2 separate regions of the Homo sapiens genome follow, and region 1 is linked to region 2. A link is an interaction called in ENCODE POLR2A ChIA-PET data of the cell type or tissue named here. Cell type or tissue: MCF 10A. All regions are shown on one strand. Links, peaks and the distances in the headings refer to the core of each region. The heading gives the core; the rest is flanking DNA.

Region 1 (3,706 bases), core at 727-3,226, 52 kb after region 2:
GATCTGTGTCCAGCCCTCACTGTTCCACCCAGCTTCAGGCCTGCCAGAGAAAATTCTAGGCCCTTGTCTAGAGGCCCCCAAAGCCTAGGCTGGAGGTGATGCTGGGAGGAAGCCATGCCTGGGGAAGACCATCGTGCCCTGAGTCCTACCCTCAGCCAGCCAGTGCCCAGGCCTGGCATGGCATTCCAGAAGATTCACAGCTTCACTGCCCTGCAGCAGCCCGGGGCTGTAATGTCCCCTTACATTTTGTGGGTACCCAGATGATCAACATCACTGTGTGTAAGGGGACTCAGAAGTGAGGTTAAATGGCTCCGGGTGAACAATCCAAGGAAAGATAAAGAATAAGCATTTGCACTGACTAATATTTCCAACCATTTAAGGGGCACACATATTTCAATTAGATGCTATTACTCCACCTTTGCAGATGAGGAAACTGGGACTTAGAGAACTGAACTTGTTTGCCCAAGATTGCACAGCAAGGAGGAGTGAGCTGAGATGAGATTCGACCCCACCCTGCCAGGTGTTCCAGGTGTCTCTGCTGAGCTGTGTAGCATGGCCCCTCAGGACCTGGGTATGAGCAAGAGCAGCCTATGGGGGGCAACAGCACTTCTCAGTGGGCCCAAGAGAGGCCCTTGTGAGGACTTTACTACATTGACTCCCTGGTTCCCAACAGCAATGTTTTTAAGTGAAATTGCAAAATTTTCAAAACCAAATTACATCCACTTTAATTTTGAAAGCAAAAGCAAACAGATGTCCTGCAGCCTCTTCCCCTGGGAGAGGGTATTGAGATCCAATAAACCACGCATCTTCTCTTCCTCGAGAGAAGCTGGGAATCACCACAGAACCAAATGCAGCTCTGCCTCTGTGAGAGCAAACAGTTTTGGCTGTACTTCTAGAAGTCCAGAAGCAAAAGTGACCAGAGAAAAGCAGGTATGCGCCTCACCAGTGAGAGGCACATTCACCTAAGAGAGGATTAAAAAGATTCAAAGTACAAAATGGGTTTCATGATAAGTATTTTACTCTCATTTTATTGAAATAATGGAGTTAAAATGTTAAAGGAAAGGATAGATTGGCAGCGGGGGCAGGGGTGTTGGTGGTGCCATAAGTTGCAGTTTATGGAGTCATTGCTTCATAAATGTCACTGTATTGGTGTTATTCTATCATTTTCTGTGCCTACTCCATTTTATAAAATTACTTATGTTTGGATTAAATGGCTCCTAAGAGGTCATCCTGTAAATAACATGGGACTAAGGTGTGTGTGTGTTTCTTAATTCAAATGCAAAATATCTTACACCTCTCAATGTGCCATGGAATAATGCAAAAGGTGATATTGTTAAAACCCCCATAATTTAAAAAAAAACTGTTCTATTTAAAAATAATGGAAATCAGGAGTTATAAAATGCTTATGTGAGTTGAAGCCATTATTTTCTGAGCAATCAAACAGATCATTTATCAGCAAAACCTACTCTTTCCTTTTATACTCATAGCTCATTAGTTTATATAATATTTAATAAAGTTATTTGACTATATTAGCAAATACAGCCAGCACTGACACTTTTGGAAACAAACAGCTGACTGCTAAGTGTAGTAGCCACGTGTTGGGGTCAGGAGGATGCCCGAGAGGGCTCAGTTTGTTGCCTTCAAGGTCTCTGTGCCTAGCTCTGTCCCAGCTGGGGCATAAGCCAGGTTTACGAAATTCTGGCTGAATGGATAAATGAGCTTCCCCACAGCCCCACCCTATTCCAGCCCCAGAAACTCCTCAAGCAAACCGTAGCTGCCTAGACTTTCTTCCCCTACTTCCATTCACTCACTGCTTGAGTCACAGTCAGCAACACGTTGTAACTCGAACCTGGGGCGTGGCAGCATTTCAGAGCAAGGTAGAAGGGACCAGAGACATTTTCTAGTTTAGCCTCATCATTCCGTAGATCAGCAGGTTGGAGACAAGCTATGAGATCTGGTCAAGGGCAAATAGTGCCCTCTGACCAGCGCTTCTGCTCCCCCCTCTTGTCCCTCAGTGTCCAGGAGCTAGTAGAGTACAGAGCACACACAGTCTTACACTGGGACAGCTCCCAAAACCATCATGCTCACTATGTCTTATGAATGGGATCCTTCAGGCAGGATTCGCACTTAGCTCCCCTTTACTTCCCTGTGGATAGGAGCATGAGAGGTACCTGATTAGCTGAAAAGCTAAGCATTTGGCAATTAATCTGCAGATAAAAATAAAGTCAACTTCAAACCAGGGGTCTGATTTAAATGTAAACAGTGTGTCCCTACTGATCCATGAGCCTGGAACTGACTCAGAATAAGGATGGTGATGAAAAACTAAGCCACTGGCAGACATGCCCATTCACTAGCAGGCCTGTGGGCCCACCAGGGAGAGAGAGAGCCAGACGCTGGGTTACAAAGCAAGGGCAAAAGTAAGAAAACTTGCTTTCTGAGCTCACAACTGATTCATTAATGAAACTGACCTCCTTCAGATGCCGAAAGCATTTGTGTGCCCTTCAGTACTTATAACAATATCACAAAAATAAGATGCAAAGCAGCAAACACATTGCTGTCCTGATTATGGTACAGAGGCAAAACTATTATGTTTCTAGGGCCAATTTTGCCTTTGATGTGAAAAATGGGCAGGACTAACTCATGATCCAACCTAAGCCTATCACAAAAATGAACACAGACACAGAGGACCCAAGCAGCCCAACTGGCTGTGGAATGCATTATAGGATTTATGTTATCAATGACTCTATGTCATAACTGTGCTTTTCAAAGACAAACTTTAAAATGGTTCCAAAGTCCTTGACTGCCATTAATAATCCCTTCATTCAGCAAACATCAAACAGCAGCTATGAGTCAGGCAGTATGCCAGAACAAGGGAGACAAAGACACACCACAGTCATGCTTAGATGCTCACCTGCCTGTGCTGGTGGGAGGTAGAAAGGCTAAGGACGGTCACAGCCCAGGGTGGTAAGAGCTGGCACAAATGGAAACACAGGGAGCCTAGGTGGGCAGAGGAGAGCCCTAGGCTCGGTCAGGTTAAGAGGGGGATGCTAAGAAGAAGTAACAGATGTTTTGAGTTTTGAAGGATGACTACGAGTTAGGCAGGTAAATGAGTTGGGAAGAGAAAACAGCATTTGCAAAGGCCTTGGAATGTGAGAGGCCATGGAGCATGCTGAGGCAGTAGCAGGGTCAACAGAGTGGCTAAGGTGCATGGGAGGCCTGCGCCAGCCTGCCAAGGGCCTTATGCTCTATGTTGACAAGGTCAAACTTGATCCTGACGGTGGTGGCTGGTAAGCCTCTGCGTGGTTTTATGCAAGAGAGTGATCAGTCTATAAGTGATTACCTGAGGGTCCCCTGAACAAGCTGAGCAGCTCTCAGGGATGCTTTCCTTTATTCACTGCTCCTGAGACAACAGCAACGTAAAAGCCTCATTAGCAGGCAGGTCTCCAACTAACAAGTAAGTCTGCCTTCCCTTCCATAATGCCCTCTCTTTGAGGCCACAGCTACTTTCAATTGCATTCTAATTTCAAGAAGTGATAAACATATGCTTATGTTTCCATTTACAAGGTTTTGATTATCAGCCTGGCATTGTAGCTGCAAATTACCCATTTTCTATTATAATTATTTTTACTTCTCTAGATGAAGAAGAAGCATTTCTAAATTACTAAAGTGCCCGAGCCACAGAAGGAGGGAAGTAGTAAGCACTGCT
Region 2 (5,835 bases), core at 1,764-4,263:
GGTCAATTTACACCAGTAAGTTTGGGGTGGTTTGTTATATACTGATAACTGGAACAGGAATGGAGATTCAAAAAGTTTATGTGATTTTTCCCATGGTTATACTACCTGAAAATGGTAGGCTTGAGATTCAAACCCAGGTTTGCCCATATTTTTTTTTCTACTGCACTGTACTGATGATGGACAGTGAATTTTGGAGAGGTAGTAGCTAAGCCAGGCAGGGCTAAGAAGGGTACCACTAAGTAGCTCCACCTCCATCTATGTGTAGCCCCAAACCAGGTCACTCTAAGGTGTGATGGAAAAACTGCCCCTTCTAGAGCTGACCATCCCCCTCAGCAAGACTGGGCCTCAATAAAATGTTATTGCTGCTTAAAATGCTAGCAGCCTCACAAACCGTGAAGCAAAGACTTAATAGCATTCCAAACTGTAAAGACTTCATTATTTCCACAGAGAATGGCTTGGCACACTTATCAGCATTTTATTAAAAATTACCATACATATTTAAAACAAAACTACATGTGTCAAAACAATTGAGAAAAGCATTAGGTAATGCTCAGACGTGGCTGCTCTGTAGCACAGAATGATTACTAATTTGCCTCTTCCCTTTTGCAGACTTCAGTTCTGGGGCTTTTGCTGGGAGAAGCTTGGTGTTTCTGTGGGCACAAGCACAGTCTGGCCCCTACCACCTCATGCACACTTTTGCCCATTTTCTTCTTCCCTTGGTTGTGTTGGCTGAAGTGCACCCTGGGAAACAAAGGCCTTGAAAGACAAAAATCTAAGAGATCAGGAGCAACTGTCACAAGTGGTGTTAAGAATCAAGTAACAAAGAAGCTTGGGGTAATGTAGCATGTTAAGAAAAAACATAAAAAAGACCAGAATCTCAACTAAATGGTTATGCATGCCTTTACAAACAGACTGTTGTGATTAAACCTCGCCTCTAAGTGAAGCTTGGAAAATATGATCTGGCTGTGGCTACTGAGACTTTGAGGCCATTTTAGCACCATTGTCTTTATTTTCCTTATCAGTCTTCAAGCTTATTTAATGTTTTGCATCTTTTTTTGTTTCTCCAGAGAGCTCTTCAACTGTGTGATCCAAATGAATTTGAGAACACCTATTTACTGCTCCGCCCTGTGTCCTGCTGGCCAGAAGTGCCCATCAATTTCAAAGGCCTCTGTGTGACTGGATTGAGGAAGCCAAGAGCAGGGAGAAGAATAGATCCAGGTCTTCCCATTACTCCAAAATGGAGCCTAGCCCTCTGGCAGCACAGTCGGCCAGCTGGGACCACGGTGGCCATTACTGGAAGTGTGATCATCTGCCCTCTCTCCTCAGTGCCCTTGGAATATGTGCTCTTCTGTCTGGCTTCAATTTCTCTTACTTCTTTGTGTGTGAAGAGTCTTCCTTTCAATCAGCAAACTCTTCCTGCACACTATAAAGCCCACTTTGGTCTTCAGAATCTTTCAGTGCCTGAGCTTGTCAGTATGAGGTTTCTCTTTCTTTATTTCCAAATGTCCTGCTTTCTTTGTGTGCAACTTCTTAAGAATTTGGCAAAGTAAACAACAAAGCAGCAATATTTCATAGGGTTTAAACTTCCCTTTGGTCCTGGATAGAAAGGATTTTTTTTTTTTTTTTGAGACGGAGTTTTGCTCTTGTAGCACTGGCTAGAGTGCAATGGCGCAATCTTGGCTCACTGCAACCTCTGCCTCCTGGGTTCAAGGGATTCTCCTGCCTCAGCCTTCCGAGTAGCTGGGATTACAGGCACCCACCACCACGCTGGCTATTTTTTTTGTATTTCTCAGGAGAGACAGCATTTCACCATGTTGGTCAGGCTGGTCTCGAACTCCTGACCTCAGGTGATCCACCCACCTTGGCTTCCCAAAGTGCTGGGATTATAGGCCTGCCACCTGGATCTATTCTTCTCCCTGCTCCTGGCTTTTTCAATCCAGTCACAAAGAGGCCTTTGAAATTGATGCCTGCCACCACACCTGGCAGAAAGGATGTTTTTGTTTCTTCTTTTTCCTGTTCCTTTCTCTGCAATCATCTCTCTGAGTCTCAGACATGTGGCACTGGTTGGCTGGCAGCACCTTCTGTGTGTCTGAGCCCTTACATAGCTTCCAGAGGAAGGGGTGCTCCGTTGGGGTCCTGCCTGCTTTTGGAGCATTAGAATCTCCTTTTTTGCAAGCCTCTGTCTCCCATCATTTAACACCCAGCTGTGTCTCTCTGCCCACTGACCAGAATCTTTTCGCAGTAGGTGGGTTTTAAAAAGCACTCACCAGAACTCCCAAATGCTAGGGTCTCATGGCCCCTCAAAAACTCATTACCTTCTCTTTGGGATCCTCAGACCTGGCAGGAACCTCACATAGGAAGAAAGGCAGCCAGGGAGCAGGCAGTGAGGACAGGTTGTAATCAGGCAGTTCTGGCTGGGCATAAAGTCTGCTCCTGCTGAAGGCAAGCTGCTCAACACTGCACTGGACATCCTCCATGTGTGGAATCTAGGCAAAGCAGCTCTGTCCTCTATTAACAAATAACTGAGCCTGGGCAATCTGTTACTTCAACTGTCCTTTCAAGCCAGGCTTTGCAGTAACAGGAATTTGAGGTCCAGCATGCAGAGACAGACCTAAGTGTGAGCCTCTGCTACTTATGAGCTGTGTGACCTGGGGCAAATTACTTAACCTCTCTATACCCTATTCCCTTCACTTGTGCAATAAGAATAAATAATACCACACACTTCGGAGGCATGGCGTAAGACTCAAATGACTAATATAGGGATAGTTCAGGGGCAGATACACGGTTGGAAAGCACACTAGAAATATCAGTAGAATCTGAATTTTCCCCTACCTGCCTCCTTGTTTTCACTACAAATAACATTTCCTTTCCTGCTTTTAAGTCAAGAGGGGAACACACTGATTCTTTAGCAGACAGTTTAGCACACACTTCAAGCCAGAGAGTGTACCAGCAATGTGGATTCAGAAATAAATATGATGGGAGCCCTGCTCTCACAGGATGGGGTTGGGGGTGGGGGATAAAGTCCCAAGGGAGTTGGACAGTCTCCAGATGGGTAGTCACTGCTGGGCAGAAACACATGAGGGAAGTGTCAGGAGCCCGAAAGAAGCTCTGAACAGGTTGGAACACGTTTTCTGGAGGATGGGACATTGAAACTGAATCACCTACAATGTTGAAGGCAGATGGTAACCTAAGAAAGGTAAAGCCTTGTTAATCAAATCAATTCTTTTCACTTTAACTGTATTGGAAAGATACTTTAAAAAATCTTCATAACAACTGAAGCTCGATGATGCCTTGATTCTGCATTAACATCCTTGCCCATTTCTTGATACATTTTCAATTTACCTTCATGGTAATTTACACTCAAGGAAGCTGTCCAAGATATGCGGGGGATTCAATAAAATAGGTCATGGAGTTAAATGCTGTGGTGAAACACAGGGCTTAATTTTATGGATAAAATTTAAACTGCTTAGCTGCCTTTTTTGCATTATTCATGTTAAGACTAATGATTACTCACTAAATGGGAAGGAATCACTGTAGAAATCAGGAAGCCATTTTCTTAATTCTTTAAGCACATCTGATGGAGCTGTGGACTCTGCCCTTGAGGTTAACAGCATTGTATTAGGGAAGAGACCTGCTTGGCCCACCAGTCAACCTCCCTTGCCTGGGCTGCTCCTGAAACTGCTACAGGAACAGGAAACTTGAAACAAGATTTTTTCCTAAAATTGACATTGGGTAGAATGAACAGGATAGAAGACAATATATTAATGTCAGTTCCTTCTGGTATTTTTCAAAGTGAAGTCTGCATTGATGTCATTGACAAAAATGCAAATTCCAGATTGTAACCAAATCTGCTTACTGGCAGTGAGGTTTAGGCACTTTAATTATTCACAAGCATCCCAGGCAATTCTTATGTGCTAGTGGAGAACCACAGATTGGCATTGGCTATAGAGAGACCACTTCCTTTCAGTCATCCAAGGTTATTTTATTAACTTAGCACTGGGCTCCAACGTAAACAAGGGCTACTTTTCTATAATGATCAAATTACTAATTTTATAAGTATAGAATAAAAGGATATGGGTTTCTTAGATTGTAAATGTTTGATGTAGTTAATGCAATTTCATTTTTGAGGTTTGTTTCTAATAATACTCTTAATTTACATGTCTAATGGATTCCTTGTACACAATTCTGATCATGTAAATTTAAGATGATCTTTTCCACTTTGCAATACAAGACATTTAAAATAACCTAAAGTTGCCCATTCTCACTAAGCACCTGAAAATTAGTCCCTGTGGGGAAACTTTTTTCAAGTTTTATTTTTCTTTTTATTTCAAGTGTTGTTTATATTGTTTCTCTAACTGTTCTACCTAATGATTGATAGGCACCTACCTTCCCCAAAGAAAAAGGGTTAAGTGATCAAATATGTTTGGGAAACACGAGGGCAAACAAAGTGAAACAGACTTTTACTGCAGATTGCGGATCCTTTGAGAGCCCTTAATGTGCACAGTAATTCTCCAAGAAGGGGACAGAAGTCCCTGGGCTTCCCATGCTTGTTTAGTTTTTATGGATCCCTCTGCTGGATGAGTGTTCACAGGACCACACTTTGTGAAATACTCAGTCAGCTCTATCAGCAAATTATATCACGGGAATTGGTTACTTTCATTTGGATGCTTTGCCCATGTTACCCAGACTTAGGAAAATATTTTACAATTTGGGGTGTATATGAGATATTTGGGGGCATTTTCTCCAATATCAACTTCCTGCTTCTGAAATTCAGGTTAAAACACTGACCTAAATTACGGAAATCACAATCTCCTTCACCATCACCAACAGTGCCACCATCATCAAATCATGATCAGCATCGACCAACACGATGATTCCCACTACCACTATCACATTAATAGCACCACTACCATCCTACCGTGCCCAGCGAGACAACTGCCATCACGGTCACTATGACCAACACCATATTACCACCGCTGCCACTAATATGCCTCATTGCTATGCCAATAATCACTAACAGCATTACCACCACACTCCAACTAACCAATGCTGCTGCCATCATTACTGCCATGATCTGTACTACCACCACTGCCACTAGTGCAAACATCACCACTACTGCTGTTAAAGCAGCCACCACCACTGCACCCACTGTCGCCACTGTCCTTTCCACATCCAGATGAAGAAAGAAGAAGAGATAGAAAGCATAGTTTCATTATTCTAGGTCATATTCAAAGGTTGGTCACTAGATATAATTGCACATATGTTCCCCTAGTTACTATGGCATCCCAATAGCCATCAAGTGGAACCAGACATGGTATCATAGCAGAATCCTGAGGTCTAAGGTCTAGTTTAAATAAGACTTCTGATCCAAGGTAGGGGTCCCTCAATTACCTCTATGACAGGAGGCAAAGATGTCACACACGACTGCATGTCAGCTAAACTCATTGGAAGATTCATTTCTGCCTTCATAAATGTAGACACTGGGCTTCAGCTAGTTGTAAGGGAGCAGCCCCTGGTGCAAGCCACGTAGCAACTAGAGGGGCTTTAAAATCAGCACAAAATTAAGTTTTATTGCTGCTTTGAGGAATGTTCAGGTTGGTGGGAGGGGATTACAGCAGACAAGTGTTTAATTTACTCAACTATATGCTCAAGTTTATGTAACTGAGCTATTTTAAAATTACATTTTATGTATGCATTGCTGTATATATTGCACATATATAAATGTACAATAATAATAAAGAGTGGCATATATGAGTCTCAGGAATTGTGCCAAAGGCTTTACATATACTCTCTTTAATCCTTTTAACTCCTGTATGAAAGGAGTGTGACTGTCAT

The links. Peaks named below come from ENCODE experiments on the same cell type or tissue, not always from the same donor. Only the 100,000 strongest peaks of a DNase experiment are listed, where the experiment ranks them.
Region 1: POLR2A ChIA-PET joins it to region 2 with 5 read pairs; 1 of 35 experiments calls an interaction of 5 or more read pairs at or near these places.

What each region holds. Positions count from the first base shown.
Region 1 is chr3:139,651,989-139,655,694 of GRCh38, forward strand. The region is part of intron 1 of NMNAT3 (nicotinamide nucleotide adenylyltransferase 3); the gene reads right to left. Among named protein-coding and RNA genes, the nearest start is that of NMNAT3, 24 kb to the right of the region's middle. In MCF 10A, for the core only: no CTCF peak of the experiment used is centred there; a DNase peak (open chromatin) is centred at 1,783.
Region 2 is chr3:139,598,697-139,604,531 of GRCh38, forward strand. All of the region lies in intron 4 of NMNAT3 (nicotinamide nucleotide adenylyltransferase 3), which reads right to left. Among named protein-coding and RNA genes, the nearest start is that of RBP1, 62 kb to the left of the region's middle. In MCF 10A, for the core only: no CTCF peak of the experiment used is centred there; DNase peaks (open chromatin) are centred at 2,715 and 3,075.